Regions from separate parts of the Mus musculus genome. Here region 2 is linked to region 1. A link is a loop called in an ENCODE intact Hi-C map of the cell type or tissue named here. Cell type or tissue: gastrocnemius. All regions are shown on one strand. Links, peaks and the distances in the headings refer to the core of each region. The heading gives the core; the rest is flanking DNA.

The links. Hi-C counts contacts between places; a loop is a spot of excess contacts. Peaks named below come from ENCODE experiments on the same cell type or tissue, not always from the same donor. Only the 100,000 strongest peaks of a DNase experiment are listed, where the experiment ranks them.
Region 2: a loop joins it to region 1, with 2.5 times the contacts of the local background. A loop is called at or near these places in 12 of 42 quality-filtered maps.

What each region holds. Positions count from the first base shown.
Region 1 is chr14:56,595,604-56,605,349 of GRCm38, reverse strand. It overlaps Parp4 (poly (ADP-ribose) polymerase family, member 4), which reads right to left. Exons shown (of 35, transcript NM_001145978.2): 11 at 7,637-7,774; 12 at 6,923-7,018; 13 at 2,903-3,086; 14 at 2,443-2,599. Among named protein-coding and RNA genes, the nearest start is that of Gm16573, 20 kb to the left of the region's middle. In gastrocnemius, for the core only: a CTCF peak has its summit at 6,400 (motif pointing left); a DNase peak (open chromatin) is centred at 6,405.
Region 2 is chr14:56,783,390-56,793,135 of GRCm38, reverse strand. Zmym5 (zinc finger, MYM-type 5) reads left to right here. Exons shown (of 8, transcript NM_001253753.1): 8 at 1-2,551. It also overlaps the pseudogene Gm4479 and the pseudogene Gm4037. Among named protein-coding and RNA genes, the nearest start is that of Pspc1, 9.9 kb to the right of the region's middle. In gastrocnemius, for the core only: no CTCF peak of the experiment used is centred there; a DNase peak (open chromatin) is centred at 5,445.

The DNA of each region.
Region 1 (9,746 bases), core at 4,864-7,363:
GAGAAATGAAAGTTCAAAGTCTGCTGGGATTATACAGTGACTGCGAGGGCAGCCTGGGCAACATGAGATACGTGTCAAAATTAAAAAAAAAAAAAGGGCTGGGCTGTAACTCAGTAACAGAGCACCAGCCTCGCATGTGTGAGGCTTTTTGCTCGATCCTCAACACAGGAAAAAATAAATAAAAATTAAAAAGTACTCTGGTTGTGGTCCAGTAGTGGAGTACTTGTTCAGGAGGCACAAGAACCTGGACCCCTGGAGCTGTCCCTAGCATCACGATAGCAACACACAAAACCAAAACCAGTCATCAATACAAGTGCTAGCTTTGGGGGAGGCATATCGTTAGGTGGTCTTGTTATGTAGCCCTGGCAGGCTCAACTTTATGACAAGTGTCCTCCCTAGGCTCCTAAGTGCTGGGATTATAAGCATGTGTCATCATGGCTGCTCTCTGATATGTTATTATTGTCTTATTAGGTGATATGATAAGAGCTGGGGCCATGTCTGCCAGGAAGCTTATGTTTTCTGCTATTTGACATTAGTGTGCATCACAGTTTGTGAGACCCTTTCTCTTTTCTCACTCAGTCCTTAGAGCAACACTTAAAAACAAGGACACATCCTCATGTCTGCCTGAGGGGTCAGTGTCGAAGATGACATAGCCTGCCGAGCAGTAGTTAGTCACACACAGCTTCTTGACTACAGCTGCGTCTTGTGCTTATTCCACCCACCTTTACAGTACTACTGAACTCTGGCCTAGTTCCATGGGTGCCATGGCTGGGTCATAGTTCATCTCCCAAAGGTCCATGTGTCGGAAGCTTAGTCACCAGGACGATGATGTTGAAGGGTGGATGGAACCCTCCCATTAATTAATTAATTTATTCACTTTACATCCCAGTCACTATTTTCCTCCCCAGTGCCCCTCCCCCACAGCCCCTTTCTCCATTCCCCCTTCCCTTTCTCCTCTGAGAGGGTAGAGGCTCCCCTGGGTATCCCCCTCCCCAAAACCCTAGGAGATCAAGTCTCTGCAGGGCTAGGTACATTCTCTTGCACGGAGGACAGACAAGGCAGCCCAGTTAGGGGAACGTAGTCTACAGACAGGTAAAAGTTTTAGGGACAGCCCCCACTCCAGTTGTTCGGGACCCATGACCTACATGAAGACCAAGCTGCATATCTGCTATATATGTGTGGGGGTGGGGGGCACTAGTTCCAGCATATGTATGCTCTTTGGTTGGTGGTTCAGTCTCTGAGAGCCCCAAGGGTACAGGTTAGCTGACTCTGTTTTTTAGTAGAGTTCCTATCTCCTTCAGGGTCCTCAGTTTATGAGAGTTCCCAAGCTCCATCCAATGTTTGGCTCTGGGTCTCTGCATCTGTTTCAGTCTGCTGACTGGTGGAGCCTGACCCGAGGACAGTTATGAATAAGGACCTGTGGGAGTTTGCTTGTACTCTGGCTGACTATCTCATGATGTGATCTCTCCTTCTTGCCCAAGGTTCTGTTGTGATACCATCTACCTTAGGTCCATATCAGAGCCAAACTGAAGGCAGCATCAGGCTCTGAAACTCTGAAATAGTAAGCTAGGCAAGCCCTTTTTTCTGTTTTGGTTTGTTTTGAGATAGTCTGGAACTCTAGATCCTTCTGCCTTGGCCTCCTAAGAGCTTGGATCATAGGCCAACAAATACTTTACAGACATTTTCTCAGGCTATCAGGATGGCTCAGTTGGTTAAAGCTCTTGCCACCAAGTTTAAAGGCCTGTGTTCGAATCCCTAGGGCCACAGGTGAAAAGAAAAAAACTCTTGCAAGTTGTTTTCTGACCTCCACACACATGCAAACACACACATAAACAAGTAAATATTACAAATATTTTTTTCTTTATAACATTCCTAGTATTTTGCTATAGGAACAAAGAATAGAGAATGAATTGCATTATTCAGGCATCCTAAAGAACCAGTCACCTTTGTCACCTTTGTCACAGCTGGTGACAAAACACTGGATTTGGATGTCACTTAGCTTTCTTAAGCTTTTTGGTTTTCATATGTTCAAGATAAAAGAAATATGAAATAGAAGGTTATAGATGCTACTAACAAACATGAATTTAAATGCTTTTGAAAAAGATTCAGTTTTTATCTCATAAAGCAGCACTCGAGAAATTTGTTTTGCTGGTCAGTGGTGCATACCTTTAATCCCAGGACTTGGGAAGCAGAGTCAGACAGATCTCTGAGTTCAAGGCCAGCTGGGTCTACATAGTCTGTTTCAGGAACAGCTGGGGCTACACAGAGAAACCTTGTCTCAAGAATCCAGAAAAAAAAAGAAAAAGGAAGGAAGGAAGGAAGGAAGGAAGGAAAGAAAGAAAGAAAGAAAGAGAAAGAAAAAGAAAGAAAGAAAGAAAGAAAGAAAGAAAGAAAGAAAAGAAAAGAAAAGAAGAGAAAAGAAAAGAAAAGAAGCCACCTTACCTCCAGCCTCTGGAACACTGGAGGGCTCAGCCCTTTGCTCCTCTACTTCGGTATTTTCATGAGGATGGAATTCCTTTATTTGATCTCCAGGAGTGCAAAATTTAACAATGTATTTCATTTTAACTTGGTTGGTTTTATATACAACAAATTCATCGTCCTAGAGCAAATGGGAATTGACAGGAGAGAATAAGTGAAGAGAAGATAGGCCAAAACCTCCCAGAGAAGCAGACTCTTGTATGTGCTAATTAGCAAAGATGGTGGCATGCCTCCCATGAACACATAATTAATGAAATGGACGCAAGCCTCTGAGGCTGGCCTTTGCACACTTGGGCCCATTTTGCCTGTTTTGGCTCCTTTCTTGTTTGTTTACTGTTTGATTTTTTATTTTAAAAAAGTGCTAGGTGAGGGCTTGACCACTGACCCATAACCCTGGGTCTGTGTGTGTCCCCAAATAAAATACCTGAAAGTCTGTGGGGACAGAGGTGGTTTCCGAAACTCCATGCACACTGTCATAGCCTGGTGGCGCCTCAGTTAAAGAAAAGTCCTTCTTGAATAAGTTCACACACTTTCCCAGGGCAACGTCACAGACGACCAGGAGTCTGGACCCATCTGTCTCTCCTGCGTGTGCATACTTAATGCTTGTACTGCATGAGGAAGCAAATAAACACAAGTCATAATGGCTCCCGGCCAGCCTCGCTTCATTGTATAAATAAGAGACAGCTTGGGCATCTCTAACCCAAAACTGTGAATCAAAATCTGAAATGGCACAAACTGAAAACTTTGAGCATTAATCGGTGTGACAGCACAGACGGAAAAATTCTACCCCTAACCTTGTGATGGTAGCAGTCCAAGGTACACACACTAAACATACCGTGTAACATCACCACCAAGCTACATTTATCAGGTGTCGACGAAACATAAATGAATTTCACATTGGGATTCGTGTGGTCCCAAAGGTCTCTCTTTATGTATAAACATAATTCCAAATCTGAAAAAAAAATTCTGGTACTTCAGACAAGGGATGATCAGCCTGCATTGTCGAGACTTTCTGGGAGGTCACTCCAGAGTTTACCACCATTGCAGTAACTTCAAAGATACAAGTTAGAACTTCATGGTGAGAAGTTGGGTAGGTGAGCACCTATAACCCAGTACTTGGGAAAGTGAGGTAGAAGGATCATGAGTTCAAGGGCAGCCTCAGCTACACAGTAAAACCCTATTGAAGAAGAGAGAATGGGAAGGAGGGGATGAAAGAGGGAAGAGACAAGGAGAAGGAGTTGTTCATTATGTACTTATTTCTTTAAAAAGTTCAGTTACGGGCACACACCTGTTACTCTAGCTCATAGAAGGCTGAAGTAGGAGGATCACAGCAAGTTCAAGGCTAGCTTAGGATACATAATGAGTTCCCAGCGGGGCCTGGGCTAGATAGTGAGACCCTCTCTCAAAAAGAATAAAAACAAACAATTAGGCAAAGGTGTATATAGTGCTCTTCTTTATGGCAAGTAGCACTCAAAGTACTTTGTTCTCTGTCAGCTACTAATAATATCTATATTGTGCTGAAAGAAATGCCAGAGTAATCAGTAAAAAGGAAACATTTTTTTGCATAAAAATAGCTCTTGTGTTTTACAATCCCACTTTAAAAAGCAGATCAGAAATGTGTGAGCTTGTGGAAAATCAAAGCTGCAGGCAGTTTTTGCTTGAATAGATTATATCCCAACCCCAGGTTTCCCTCCCTCCTCCTCTCCTCACAGTCTCTGCCCCAACCTTCCTTCTTCCCCAGATCACTCTTCCTGTCTCCCTTCTAAAAAAGAGCAGGCCTCCCTGGGATATCAGCAGAACATGGCATAAGAAGTTACAACAAGACCAGGCACATTCCCTCCTACCAGGGCTGAAGGAGGGGAGGCCACTCAGTAGGAGGAAAAAGGTCCCAGGGGCAGGCAACAGAGAGCCCCATCCCCACTGTTACGAGTCCCATCAACACCCCAAGCTAAACAGCCACAGCATGTATGCCGAGGACCTGGCACAGACAGGGGCAGGCTCCATGATTGCTGCTTTAGTCTCTGTGAGCCCCTATGAGCCTGCTTAGTTCTGTGGGCCGTGTTCTTCTGGGGTTCTCGACCCCTCTGGCTCCTAGAATCCTTCCCCTCACTTAAAGAAAAACCATTTTGTTAAGAAAGCTGTACTAATTTGCTAAACACATGAAACTCAAGAAGAATGAAGACTGAAGTGTGGACACTATGCCCCTCCTTAGAATTGGGAACAAAACACCCATGGAAGGAGTTACAGAGACAAAGTTTGGAGCTGAGATGAAAGGATGGACCATTTAGAGACTGCCATATCCAGGGATCCACCCCATAATCAGCTTCCAAACCCTGACACCATTGCATACACTAGCAAGATTTTGTTGAAAGGACCCAGATGTAGCTGTCTCTTGTGAGACTATGTCGGGGCCTAGCAAACACAGAAGTGGATGCTCACAGTCAGCTATTGGATGGATCACAGGGCTCCCAATGGAGGAGCTAGAGAAAGTACCCAAGGAGCTAAAGGGATCTGCAACCCTATAGGTGGAACAACATTATGAACTAACCAGTACCCCGGAGCTCTTGACTCTAGCTGCATATGTATCAAAAGATGGCCTAGTCGGCCATCACTGGAAAGAGAGGCCCATTGGACTTGCAAACTGTATATGCCCCAGTACAGGGGAACACCAGGGCCAAAAAAAATGGGAATGGGTGGGTAGGGAAGTGGGGGGGAGGGTATGGGGGACTTTTGGGATAGCATTGGAAATGTAATTGAGGAAAATATGTAATAAAAAATATTAAAAAAAAGAAAGCTGTACTGATTTGAGTGCACTGAAGCTCATGAAGATGATTAAATGCTAAACAAGTAAGTGCTGGCCAAAGGAAAGAGAGACGGCCTATCTTCATAGCCTCTCCCAAGTCACATGGAGAGTCAACCAGGTCAAAGATTAGGAATGGGCAACCAAAAGCCACCGAGGACTTTGGTTTTGGTAAAATTAAAACAGTACCTAGAAAAACATGGTACCATCTAAAGATGTTTACTTTGTATTTAACGTGTATGTGCATGGTACAAGCATGCGTGCATGTGTGTGCGTTTGTGTGTGTGTGTATTGTAGGTGGATACTTGTGCCATGGCATGACTATGGAGGTCAGAGGACAATTTTAGAGTCACTTCTTAACTTGCTCCTCTATTTGAATTCTAGGAATTAAACTCTGGTTGCCAGGCATTAGCCGTAAGGCCTTTACTGGCTGAGCCATCATGGTGGCCCCTGCACTATTAATTAAAAAAACAAAAAGCAAAAAAACAAGGAAATGGGTGTGGTGATGCATACCTTTAATCCCAGCATCAGGGAAGCAGAGGTAGGCAGATTTCTGTGAGTCTGAGGCCAGCCTGGTCTACAAGGCAAGTCCTAGGCCAGCCAGAGCTACACAGTGAGATCCCATCTCAAGAAAACTTAACAGGAAAACAAAGCCTAAGAGACAGAGAGACAGCATCAGCAACAGCAGGCACTGCTGACGCGGCCTCTGAATGAGATGTTTCCTCCACAGTCTCGGGCATTTGAACACTTGGCCCAGTCAGCAGCACTGTTTGTGGAGGCTCAGGAGGGAGTGGCCTTGTTGGAGGAGCTGTGTGCTAGGGGCTGGTTTTGAAGTTTCAAACCTCAGGCCATTTCTAGTCCGCTCTATTCTGTGCTTGTAGTTCAAGATGTGAGCCCTCGGCTTAGTGCTCTGGAAGTCACGCCTCTGCTCCACCATCTGGTACTCTAACTCCCTGGAACCACAAGCCCCAAACACACAAACTCCTCCTTCTATCAGCTACCTTGGCTGTGGTGCTTTAGCAGCAACAGGAAAGCAAAGAACACTGCTGTCCGGGAGAAAGAACAAAACAGCAAAGGCCTGCTCCCCATGTGACCCACGTTAGTTGCATGTTCTGAGGCTAGCGCCCCCTGGTGGCCTTAAGGTCCCCATCTGTGCTATGAGATTTCCCTGTGGGGTGGGGTCTGAGAGTAGAGGTGGTAAGGGGCACTGGAAAAGATGCAGCTAGAAAACATGTAAAAGCTGAGGCAGGTTGGCAAGATGGCCCAGTGAGTAAAGGTCCTGCTACCAAGCCTGACGACCTGAGTTTGATCCGTGGGCTCCACTGGGTAGAAGGACAGACCTGACCCCATCGTGTTGTCATCTGACCTCCATGAATGCACTGTGGCATGCCCACGTCTCCCCACACACTAAATAAATAGATAAAAGTAATACAAAAAACAAAGGCTCTGAGCAAAAGAAAAACACTCAAGACTTCAAACATAATTGTCCCAAATGTTCACTACAGAAGCCATGCTTTTACAGTATGCAGTGGCAATGGCTGCTTTCAGTGATGCTTCAGTGGGCGAAAGAGCTCCTCACTAAAGAAAGAGAGGGAAGTTTGCAAGGAGCCCTCTGCGATGGGGGTTGGGACAGAAGACACTAACCTGAGTGAGTCGCTGAAGTAGATCCCGCTCCCGAGATTTCCAACATCTGTTCTCTGTACACCGCGGTCTTCAGCTACCTTAGGTAAGAGCAGCCCTCTGAAAGAGAAGGGGGGATTGTGATTTCCTGAAGGAAAGGACTCTGCCACACAGCCTTCAAACTCAGGGACCAACAGGAAATCCACTGTCTTTACAAACTTCAGGTCAGAGTTCAACTGGCCCTCCATACCTATAGTCAACCAACCATGGATTCAAAATACTCAGGAAAAAAAAACCCATCTCTACTGAATAGGTACAGATTTTCTTGTCATTGTTTTTTTTTTTTTAAGATTTATTTAATTATGCATATGAACACTCTAACTCCCTGTATATCTGCATGACAGAAGAAGGCATCAGATCCCATTATAGATGGTTGTGAGCCACAGTGTGGCTGCTGGATATTGAACTCAAGCTCTTAAGCACTGAGCCCCCTATCCAGCCCTTGTCATTAGTTTCTACACAACACTTCGCGTCAACAGTTTCCATAGCATTCATACTGTATTAGATACCATTAAATCACTTACATATGACTAGATTTGATGCTTTTAACTGAAAAGCCCATGTGGTTTGTTCATTTATTATGGTATTGTTTAGGATCAAAGACAAAAGTACACGAGAAAGGGGAACATTTCACATTCGTGAGTCTGAAAACTAAAAAGTAAAGACTGTGGCTCTTACCGGGACAAGATTCCAAGAATGTTCCGCACAGGAGATCCATGAAATAAGAGTCGCACGTTGCCCAGTTTGCTTAAAAACTCCGTAGCTTCATTCACTCTGCCAACTCTAAATATCTGCAAGATATCTACTGGTTGTTCACTGGAAGAATTAGGAGAAAAACATTGAGGTCACACAATTAGAAGAAAAATAAAAATCATCAATAGGAGAAATCTCAAGAAAACTCAGCTGTCTGTGGTTCAGTAGTTAAAGGTGCTTGCTGCTAAGTCTGCCACTAAGTCTTGGGGGCCATGTGATAAAAGGGAGAAGAACAATCCCCCCCCAAACCATTCTCTGATCCTTACATGCACACTGGGCAAATGTATGCATTTTCACTCTCACTCTCTCTCTCTCTCTCTCTCTCTCTCTCACACACACACACACACACACACACACACTTTCTGTTGCTGCCATGACCAAAAGCAAGAGGAAAGGGTTGTGTGTGTGTTTGGTTATAGGTTACAGTCCATGATGATGAAGGAAGGGAAGCAAAATTCAAGCAGGCATGAAACCTGGAGGTAGGAACAGAAGCAGAGACCACAGAGAAATGCTGCTCACTGGGAGGCATGGGACATTGGGACACTGTTGAGGGACACCATAGTCGGAAGCATCCTACTGTAACCTGACATTGATCATGGATAGGATATATATACAGAAATTAAGAATGTCCATCAAGGCTGTTCATGGTGGTGCACACTTGTCCTAGCAGTTAGGAAACAGGCAGGAGGATTGCACAAGTTCAAAGCCAGCATGGTCTACATAGTAAGTTCTAGGCTAGCCTGTGCTATCTAGGAAGACCCTATCTCAACTCACTCACCTGAAAAATAGGTGATTAACGATCAGGGCATTTAATCCAGAGAGCTGATCTACCAGCATATACGAGGTGAATCGTGAACAAAATAGGCTCCACGGTAGGGCTCTAAGTGGTTGTGTTATCTGTGGCAGTGACAGTGAGGGTGGCAGACATATCTGTCTTTGTAGTTTTACGTGGTTTCTAAACCTTCACAAAGTACATTTGTCTTAGCTGGACATGGTGTTCATGCCCATATTCCCAGCCCCCTGGAGGTTGAGACAGGAGGATCTCTCTAAGTAAGGTCAAGGCCATTCTGGGCTGAAGAATGAGACCCTGTCTCCAAACCAAACCAGATAGTCTTAGCTAAGAAAAACTACAAACCACAGGCTGTGGATGCAAATGCAACTCATATTTAGCGGCTTCTGTCTTGGTGTCACTTCTGTTGCCATTGTAAGTACCCTGACCAAGAGCACCTTAGGGAGGAGAGGGTTTGTTTGGTTTACAATTCCGACTACAGTCTATTACTGATGAGAAGTACAGGCAGAACTCAGAGCAGTGAGTCATACCACACCCACAACCAAGAGCCAGGAGAGAGAACGAAAGCACAGACCCTTACTTGTTTACTCTTTCTCTCAGCTAGACTCTTCCTCTCTTACACTATTCAGGACCCCAAACCAGGGAGTAGTGCTACCCAGTCTTCCTAGCTCAGTTAGCAATCAAGACAGTCCCCTACAGATACTCACAGGTGACAGGTTGTGTCAAGTCCTAGTCAAAAATGTCCAGCACAGGGCTGGCAGGCACTGACTGTGGCAATCTGAGTTCTATCTCTGAGACTTTTAAAATTGCATTTGTTGATTTGGTGTGTGTGTGTGTGTGTGGTGTGTGGGATGTGTGTGTGTGGTGTGGAATGTGTAGGATGTGTGTGTGTGTGTGTGTGGTGTGTGGAATGTGTGAGATGTGTGTGTGTGGTGTGTGGGATGTGTGTGTGTGGTGTGGAATGTGTAGGATGTATATGTGTGTGTGTGTGTGTGTGTGTGTGTGGTGTGTGGAATGTGTGAGATGTGTGTGTGTGATGTGTGTGATGTGTGTGTGTGTGTGTGTGATGTGTGTGGTATGTGTGTGAATGTGTGTACGTGCATGTACACACAGAAATGTGTGTATGTGCCCACAGGTGTCATGGCACTCCTGTGAAGATTAGAGAACAACTTCTGGGAGTTGGCTCTCTGTCTCCACCCTGGGGATCCTGAGGACGGAGCTCAGGTTGTTGGGATCAGTAGCAAG
Region 2 (9,746 bases), core at 3,923-6,422, 190 kb before region 1:
AATGTTTTAGTTTTGTTATGAGAATTATAAAGAATATATAGTTATTAGTATAAATATAAGAATTAAAATGTGGTATGTATATGTGTGTATACATATATATATGTATGTATATATAGTTAACTTTTCAGTGTTGTTAATTTTTCTTGTGAAAGTATACTCTATGTGTGAAATTTGAGAAAGTATGAATCTAAAAAAAAATTTCTTCAGACTTGATTTATTTTTGTTTTCTTGTGTAAAAGCCCTTACTTATATGAAACTGAGAATGATGGCACTCAGGAGGCAGGGGCAGGTGGATCTCTGAATTCAAAGCCAGCCTGGTGTGCAGAGCAAGTTTCAGGACAACTGGGGCTACATATCTCAAAAAACAAAGAAAAAACTTGTGGTAGCTACAACTGGAGCTTGGGTCTTCTGGATGAAGATTCTCTTGTGGGTTTTCACAAGTTTGTCACTGAATTCCTGAAAAGGAGACTTAGTGATGACAGTCTCTTTCCAGAGGCTAGGGGCCAAGTAGCTGTAGGTGTTAGGGTGGCCTCAACACAATTGCCAAGGGTGGCAGGGCAACCCCTGACTGATGGTAACAGTAATCAGTACTGGCTGGCCACCAGCAATAGCTTCTTGGGCACAGGAGCAGGCACAATACAAGTGTCCGTGGAGACAGGGAAGAGATGTACCAACACAGAGGCACAGTCACCTGTTACCTTGCATAGAACTGTGGCGCTTGTCAGTCTTGTTTCTCCAGTAGCCTCTCCACACTGGGAGAGTGGAAAGCTTGGCCGAGATGATGGTGGCCTTTTGGATGGCAGTGGCTACCTCCTTAGAGCACCTAACACCAAGACCAATGTGACCATTGTAGTCCCCAAAAGCCTTTACCTGGACCGATGCTCAGCCCTCGTCTGCTCTCTGCACTGGCATGGTCTTTAGAGCCTCATCCTTAAGTAAAAAGTCAACTTCAGACTTCCTAATGGGCAGGGAGAACAAACAGGCAGGTCTCTTCCAGGGACTTGGTCTTCATGTCCTTGACCAGGTAGTCCAGCTTGTTCCTGTCCTACCTCTAAGAGCACCACGGCCATGACCACTACTACAGCTCCCTGGGCCTCCAAGCACTCGAGCTATACCAGCTTCATTGGTCATTTGACGTTTTCCTAAAGAAGAAGCAAATTTTCTGATGGCCATCTATGGTCCTGATCATGCATTTGATAGTTTTTTGGGTTTGTTTGTTTGTTTGTTTTTGTTTCTGATTTCTGATGTTAATTTTATCATCTGTTAAATTCTTAGGGATACGTGAGCTTTGTTTTCCTCTTTAGGGCTTTTCTTGCAAAACAGTGTCATTAACAATGGCCTAAGAAGATGCTTCCTTCTGCATGGAGAACAATTGAGGCTCAGTCATGTTGCTCTGTGACAGTATTTTCTAAAATACCCACTAAAACCATTGTAGGTAAATTATACCTTTCCAGGCAGAGGATGTAGTTTGGTTAGTAGAATGCTTGCCTAGCACACAATAAACTGGGTTTGATCTGCATTGGCCATGTGGCAGCAGGCCTATCACCATAGCACTCTAGTGGTAGACACAAACAGCAAGTGTGAAGCCACCCTTGGGTTTATGAATCCCTGTCTCCAAAAGAAAGTTGCTTTTAATCATTTGGGCTTGGATCTAAGTGAGTCATGGTGGCTGTCAACTGTAATCTCAGCACTAGGGAAGGTAACGAGGTGGGGGATGGGGGCGGGGAGGATTGTTCATAATTCACGGCTAAGCCTGGGATACATAATGAGTTCTAGGCCAGCCTGAGCTATAATGTGCTATTCTCATAAAGAGAGAAACTGGCTGATTTTAATGTAAATACAGCTTTGTGATGGCTTCAAAATATCACTACACTCAGAGGTCTACAAGGCTACTTTAGAAAATATAACACTTTAAAGTTTTATGTGTAGGAGTGTTTTGCCTGTATGTATGTTAAATGTACCATGTGTGTACCTGGTGCCTGCAGAGGCTAGAAGAGGGAGGTACACCTGGAACTGAAGTTATAGATGTTTGTTAGCTACTGTTTGAGTGCTAGGAACCAAGCCCAGATTCTAAGGGTCTTAAAGGTTCTCCTTGCTGTCTTGATTTGGTGGTGTGCTGAGAACATCGGTGTGGAAATAGCATCATTCTGCTGTTGGAGTGATCCTCTCCACTATCCACATACTTATTGTTGAAATTCTTCTCAGGACAGGGTTGCTCTGTGACTTGAATACAAAAGTATATAGCTTGCCGGGCCTTGTGGCGCACGCCTTTAATCCCAGCACTCAAGAGGCAGAGGCAGGTGGATTTCTGAGTTCGAGCCCAGCCTGGTCTACAGAGTGAGTTCCAGGACAGCCAGGGCTACACAGAGAAACCCTGTCTCGAAAAAAGAAAAAGTATATAGCTTGATATACTCGGTTTCTGACTGGCATTCAGACAAAGGTGGTAGAAAATCTGATCCAATTGTGGTGTTCTGTCTCCTGGGAATCAGTATTGTGTATACCACTTTCAACTGGAAATAAAAATTGGGTCCAAGTCCTTTTATTGCTGATATTCTTTGGTGAAAATGAGATTTATTAATTTTGTTTCTCCCTGCTTCCCCCCTACACACACACACACACATACACAAACCATACCCTACTCCTGGAATTTGCAATATGGGAGGGAAAAAATATTGACACCATGTATTTAATTATAAAACTTTTTTTTTTTTTTTTAATATGAGGCCTCACTGTGTAGCCCTGACTGGTCTAGAACTTAATACGAAGATCAGACTGGCCTCAATCTCACAAAGAGCTCCCTGCCTCTTCTTCATAGGAATATTGGAATTAAAGGCTTGTGCTGCTATACTGCTACACCTTTATTTTATTTTTTTAAAGATCTTATTTATTTAATGTATGTGAGTACACTGTAGCTGTACTCAGACACCAGAAGAGGGCATCAGATCCCATTACAGATGGTTGTGAGCCACCATGTACTTGCTGGGAATTGAACTCACGACCTCCGGAAGAGTAGTCAGTGTTTTTTAACCGCTGAGCCACCTCTCCAGCCCATGCTACTCCTTTAAAAACATTTATTTTTTTTAACATTTATTAATTATATGTAAGTACACGGTAGCTGTTTTCAGACACATCAGAATTGGACATCAGATTTCATTACAGATGGTTGTGAGCCACCATGTGGTTGCTGGGATTTGGACTCAGGACCCTTGGAAGAGCAGTCAGTCCTCTTAACTGCTGAGACATCTCTACAGCCCCCTAAAAACATTTTTTAAAGTATGTGTTCCACATGCTTGCAGATGCCCTTGGAGGCCAGAAGATGTCATCAACCTGGAAGTGGAGTGTCTGGAGATGCCCAGTATGTATGGGTCATGTAAATAGAGCCTAAGTTCTCTACAAGGTTAGCAAATGCCCTCAACCACTCTATCCACCCCCACAAAAAACAAACCACAAATGTTTGTTTGTTTGTTTGTTTGTTTGTTTTTGAGACAGGGTTTCTCTGTAGCCTTGGCTGTCTTGGAAATATGTATTTAAGGCATGTGGGATTGTGTTACCAGACAAACATAGTACTGACAAGGTTTTGTGAGCTCAATCTCAAAGATCTGAGACCAGTAGGAGTGGAGCCACTCCCTATCTGCCACTGTACCTGCTCTGGGACATGTAAACCATGACACCACTGAGAGGACCACAGTCAGTCACATAAAGTAGCACCTAGAGTTCTCCATGCTCATGAGGTATCGAGCAAGCCTTCAGCCAGTGAGCTTCCTTTCCTGGGTATTCCACCACAAAAGATATATAATCCCTGGTTCACTCCAAATAACGTGTATGCATTTATATCTACCATCAAATAAACCAATGTGAACAAGCAAGAACCATCTCAGAGAACTGCTTCATTAAGGATCACAGCAGGTCCAGGCAGTGGTAGTGCACGCCTTTAAGCCCAGCAGAGGCAGCCAGATTTCTGAGTTTGAGACTAGCCTAGTCTACAGAGTGAGTTCCAGGTCAGCCAGGGCTACACAGAGAAACCCTGTCTCAAAAAAACAAAAAAAGAAAGGAACAAACAACAACAAAAAACCAAGCAAATGAAATAAAACCCACTTCTGATGTTCCTTGAACAAAAGGTTGGCTAGTCTCACCTAATCACTGTTCTCTAGACCCCAATCTGCCAGCCAGCCAGACTGTCTGTCTGTCTGTCTGGAGCTGGAGGTACAGGTAGTTGTGAGCTTCTGGTTGTGGATGCTGGAAACTGAATTTGGTTTTCCTGCAAGAATAGGGTCAGAGGCTGGAGAGATGGCTCAACGGGTAAGAGCACTGACTGCTTTTCCAGAGGTCTGAGTTCAATTCCCAGCAACTACATGGTAGCTCACAACCATCTGTAATGAGATCTGATGCCCTCTTCAGGTCTGTCTGAAGACAGCTACAGTGGAAAGAAAGAAAGAAAGAAAGAAAGAAAGAAAGAAAGAAAGAAAGAAAGAAAGAAAGAAAGAAAGAAAGAAAGAGAGAGAAAGAGAGAGAAAGAGAGAAAGGGAAAGGGAGAAAGGGAGAAAGGGAGAAAAGAAAGAAAGAGAAAGAAAGAGAGAGAAAGAGAGAAAGAGAAAGAAAGGGAGAAAGAGAAAGAAAGAAAGGGAGAAAGAAAGAAAGAAAGAGAGAAAGGGAAAGGGAGAAAGGGAGAAAAGAAAGAAAGAGAAAGAGAGAAAGAGAAAGAAAGAAAGGGAGAAAGAGAGAAAGGGAAAGGGAGAAAGAAAGGGAGAAAGAAAGAAAGAAAGAAAGGAAGGAAGAAAGGAAGGAAAAAGAAAAGAATAGGGAGGTGAGAGGAAAACTTGAAGTCAGTTTTACCAGGAATTACAGTTCATTGACCTCTATAAAGACAAGAGCCTGTTGACAGTTGGACAGGAAAATCAACTGAATACATGCACCAATGCAATCCTTTCTTTCTGGGAGCAGTACAAGAAGTACCACAATGCTTGAGTCAGCTTCTCAGAGTTCTCTAAGAAGTGCTTAGAGAGGTAGGACCCTCATGTCTGTATAAGAAAAGGAAAAGTCACGCGTGCAGTGGTGCAAGCCTTTCATCCCAGCATTTGAGGCAGAGGCAGGTGGATCACTGTGAGTTCGAGGCCAGCCTGGTCTAGAAAGCAAGTTCCAGGAAATCCACAGCTACATAGAGAAACCCTGTCTCAAAACAACAAATAACAGGACCAAGATTTTCCCAGACTGAAAAATGCAGACCACCAAGGCACTGGTCATTTCTCCAGTTCTGATCAGCTCCTGTACCAATCAGGTCTGTGTCTGCCTCCCTCCTGAGTGCACCAGAGGCCCCATCTAAACAGCCTGCCTGCAGCAGTTCCCTCTCCAGGTGGCCAGACAGGAATTCCAGACCAGTGTTACCCCCACCCCGGGACATCTACACAGCAGCCAAGTTTATTGGTGCTGGGCCTGCCAGAGTTGGTGTGGCTGAATAAGGGGCTGGCACTGGCAGTGTTTGGTAGCTTGATTATTGGCTATGCCAGGAACCCACCTCTCAAGCAGCAGCTCTTCTCCTATGCCATATTGGGTTTTGCCCTATCTGAGGCCATGGGACTCTTCTGTTTGATGGTCGCCTTCCTCATCCTGTTCGCCATGTGAGGCTCCATGGGGTCACCCAGCTGTCCCTGCTGCTTTGACTCCATGCCAGTCCTGGTGCTGGAGTCTACTGAGCTTTACCATTAAACAAGAATGTTTCTCTAGACGGGCGTGGTGGCACACGCCTTTAATCCCAGCACTCGGGAGGCAGAGGCAGGCAGATTTCTGAGTTCGAGGCCAGCCTGGTCTACAAAGTGAGTTCCAGGACAGCCAGGGCTATACAGAGAAACCCTGTCTCAAAAAAACCAAAAAAAAGAAAGAAAAAAGAAAGAAAGAAAAAAAGAAAATAAAAATAAAAAAGAACGTTTCTCTAAAGCACCACAAACAACAACAAAAAAGCAAAGCAAGTTCCAGGATATCCAGAGCTATATAAAGAAACCCTGTCTCAAAACAAAACAAAACAAAAGGCTTACTTAGGTCTTCTTGTTCTCTTCTGAGTATTGCCCCAACATCAAAGAAGAACATCTTGGCTAATCTATTGCTGATATTGTGAAAAACCTGGAAGAGATCTTTGTGTGACAGTTTTCTTTTTTCTTTTCTTTTCTTTTCTTTTTTTTTAGTTTTTCAAGACAGGGTTTCTCTCTGTGGCCCTGGTTATCCTGGAACTATGTAAACCAGGTTGGCCTCGAACTCGGAAATCCACCTGCCTCTGCCTCTGCCTCCCAAGTGCTAGGATTAAAGCATGCACCACCACTGCCTGGCTAAGTGCTGGGATTTTTAAAAGTGTGTGCTAACACAACTCAGCTTATTTCTTTGTCTTTTAAAAAAGACAGGCCAGGGTTTGGTGATTTAGTTCAGTGGTAGAGTGCTTGCCTAGAAAGCACAAGGCTGTGGGGTTTGTTCCTCAGCTCCAGCGGTGTGTGTGTGTGTGTGTGTGTGTGTGTGTGTGTGTGTGTGTGTGTGTGTGTGTGAGACAAAATAGTACCAGGTAACAAAAAGTACTGGGGACTGGGGCTGGGTAGGTGTCTCAGTGGTTAAGAGCACTAGCTGCTCTTCCAGAGGACCTGGGTTCAATTCCCAGAACCTGCAAGGTTGTCAACAACCTTGTAACTCCAGTTCCAGAGGATCTGAAGCCACTTCCTGGTGTGCAGATGGCTGTCTTCTCTGCTGTTCCATGTCTTTATCTTTTCTCCTTATAATGACATTGGTTGTGTCGATTTTACCTCCATCCTTTTGATTTTATTTAATCTTTTTTTGTTTTTAAAGAATTATTAGCCACACACTGGTGGTGCATGCCTTTAAGCCCAGCACCTGCATACAGATAGTGCATATAAACCTTTGTTGGCACATGCCCATCCATTCTATGCTAACTCATCTTGTGCTAGGTACTAATTATTATCTAATAATGACTATTGTGCTTTCAGACATATTCCTGGTTCTGCCCTTGCCCTATTAGGCAATACATTTACCCAAAATCACTGCTCCATCCCAACAGTATGTGACCATATTTGGAAAGAGGATCTCTAGAGAGAGAATTAAGATTAAATAAAGTCAGGCTGAGGAGATGGCTCAGTGATTAAGAGCACCAACTGCTCTTCCAGAGGTCCTGAGTTCAATTCCCATCAACCATATGGTGGCTTACAAGTATCTGTAACAGAATCTGATGCCCTCTTCTAGTGTGTCTGAAGAGAGCAACACTGTACTCATTTAAATAATTCTTTTATTGTTGTTGTTGTTGTTTTGTTTTGTTTTGTTTTCCTGAGACAGGGTTTCTCTGTGTAGTCCTGGCTGTCCTGGAACTCACTCTGTAGACCAGGCTGGCCTCGAACTCAGAAATCTGCGTGCCTCTGCCTCCCGAGTGTTGGGATTAAAGGCATGCGCCACCATGCCTGGCTCGGGACATCTTTTTAAACAACAGTTTATTATTTATGTATATTTGTAGGCATGTGCCTACAAAGGTTTATATGCACTATCTGTATGCAGGTGCCCAAGGGGGCAGAAGAGAACTTCAGGTTCCCTGGAACTGGAGCTAAAGTGATTGTAGCCACCCTGTTGATGCTTAGAACTAAACTGAGTCCTCTGCCAGAGCAGTAAGTGCTCTTAACCCTGGAGCCATCTCTTCAACCTGGGATAATGTTGCAAGATAGAACCAAAACTATTGGCTGGGTGGATCCTGAGTATGTGGTTTATTTTTATTTTTATTTTTATTTTTTTTTTATTTTTAAGTCTTCAATATGAACCTTACATTGTTGGGCTCATGATGTGAATGAAAGATAGCTCCTCCTCGAAGTGGAAAGGACTGGATGAGCATTGTGTGGGACAGCTAAGAGCCTTGGTCTGAACAGGATGTCTTGTGGGGGTTGAGAGTGTTGGTTTGAGACAGGGTCTTATGTAGCCCTTGAACTTGCCAGGAAGCACAGGATGACTTTGAATTGACCCTTCAACCTCCAGTCCCAAGTGCTGGGATTGCAGGCACTCATTGTCACAGCCAGCTTTAGACTCGATAAGCTGGACATTGCTTATTTGTCATCTAGGTGAACAACAGCTCCAGAACAGATGTAGACTTGCTCATTTTAGATCAGGTAGATCAACTGCCTGAACAAAGGACAAGACAAAAGGATGTAACTAGTAGCCATAGAGAAAACATTTTATTCATGGGAACAGGGAGAGAAGAGTGGGAGGCTGCACTGGGGAGCAGGCTGATCCTTGTGCTAATGAGGTAGCTTTAGCCTGGTTATCTGTCCTTTCTTCAGTGGAAAAAAAAAAATATAGAGCGGATGTTACCAGCTACAAGTGTGGGCAGAGAGAACTGTTGCTCTGAGAAAGAAGATAACTGTGTAAACCAGTTTATTTAGAAAAGAAGGAAAGGATATATGCATTCTGGCCTCACAAGATACTTGTATTAATAGATATCATACAAATTAAGGGAGGAAAAGAGCTAGACAAAGAGAGAATGATGTTGAAATGAACTTTTGTGACTTAGAACTTTTGTCAAAGAAAAAAGGAAACAGGTGGTCTAAAAGTTAAGAAACAGCAGGGCAGTGGTGGCACATGCCTTTGATCCCAGCACTTGGGAGGCAGAGGCAGGCAGATTTCTGAGTTCGAGGCCAGCCTGGTCTACAAAGTGAGTTCCAGGACAGCCAGGGCTACACAGAGAAACCCTGTCTCGAAAAACCAAAAAAATAAAAATAAAAATAAAAAATAATAATAAAAATAAAAGTTGAGAAATGACATATTTTCACATATAAGTCCTATGACATTAAATATAAAACATCTATTTGTAAATTATTATTATTATTGCTATTATTATTTTTGAGACAGGATTTCTCTGTGTAACCCTGGCTGTTCTGGAACTCAGAGATCCACCTGCCTCTGCCTCCCAAGAGCTGGGATTAAACATATGTGTCTCCACTTCCCCGATAATTTATCTTTGTAGCCCATCCTGGATCGAAATTTTCTCTTGTCATCCATGTTTGCTGTACATGTATTCTTCCTATTTCAGCCTGTCAAATGCTGATTACAGATGGGCAATCTGCAGTTACACCCGGGAGTTTCTAGAGAGATAGAATCATTCCTCACAGCAGACCAGCAGCAGACGACCGCAGGACAACCAGGAAACAAGGAGGCTGGAGGATTTTGCTGATAGTTTCTAAAGACTCAGTTCAGTGAAGGCTTTGGAGCAACTGGAAGGGATGGTGGAACTGGAGCAGACTGAGGAATGTCAGGGGTAGTTGGGGGAGGCCAGAAGAGGGCATCAGATCCCATTACAGATGGTTGTGAGCCACCATGTGGGTGCTGGGAATTGAACTCAGGACCTCTGGAAGAGCAGACAGTGCTTTTAACTACTGAGCCATCTTCAGCATTTTTTTTACTTAAATTGAATAGTGTATATCTTCCTGGTTGATTTATTTTATTTTATTTTGTATGTTTTTTAAAAATTGTATGAGTATTCTGTCTGCATGTACATCTGCATACAAGAAGAGGGCATTGGACCCCTTTACAGATGGTTGTAAGCCACCATGTGATTGCCAAGAATTGAACTCAGGATGTCTGGAAGATCAGCCAGTGCTCTTAACCGATGAGCCATCTCTCCAGCCCCCTTTATTTTATTTTTAAGTGGATGGGTGTTTTGCCTGTATGTTTGTATGTCTGTGCACCATATGCATGTCTGTGAAGTCAGAGCTGGTGTC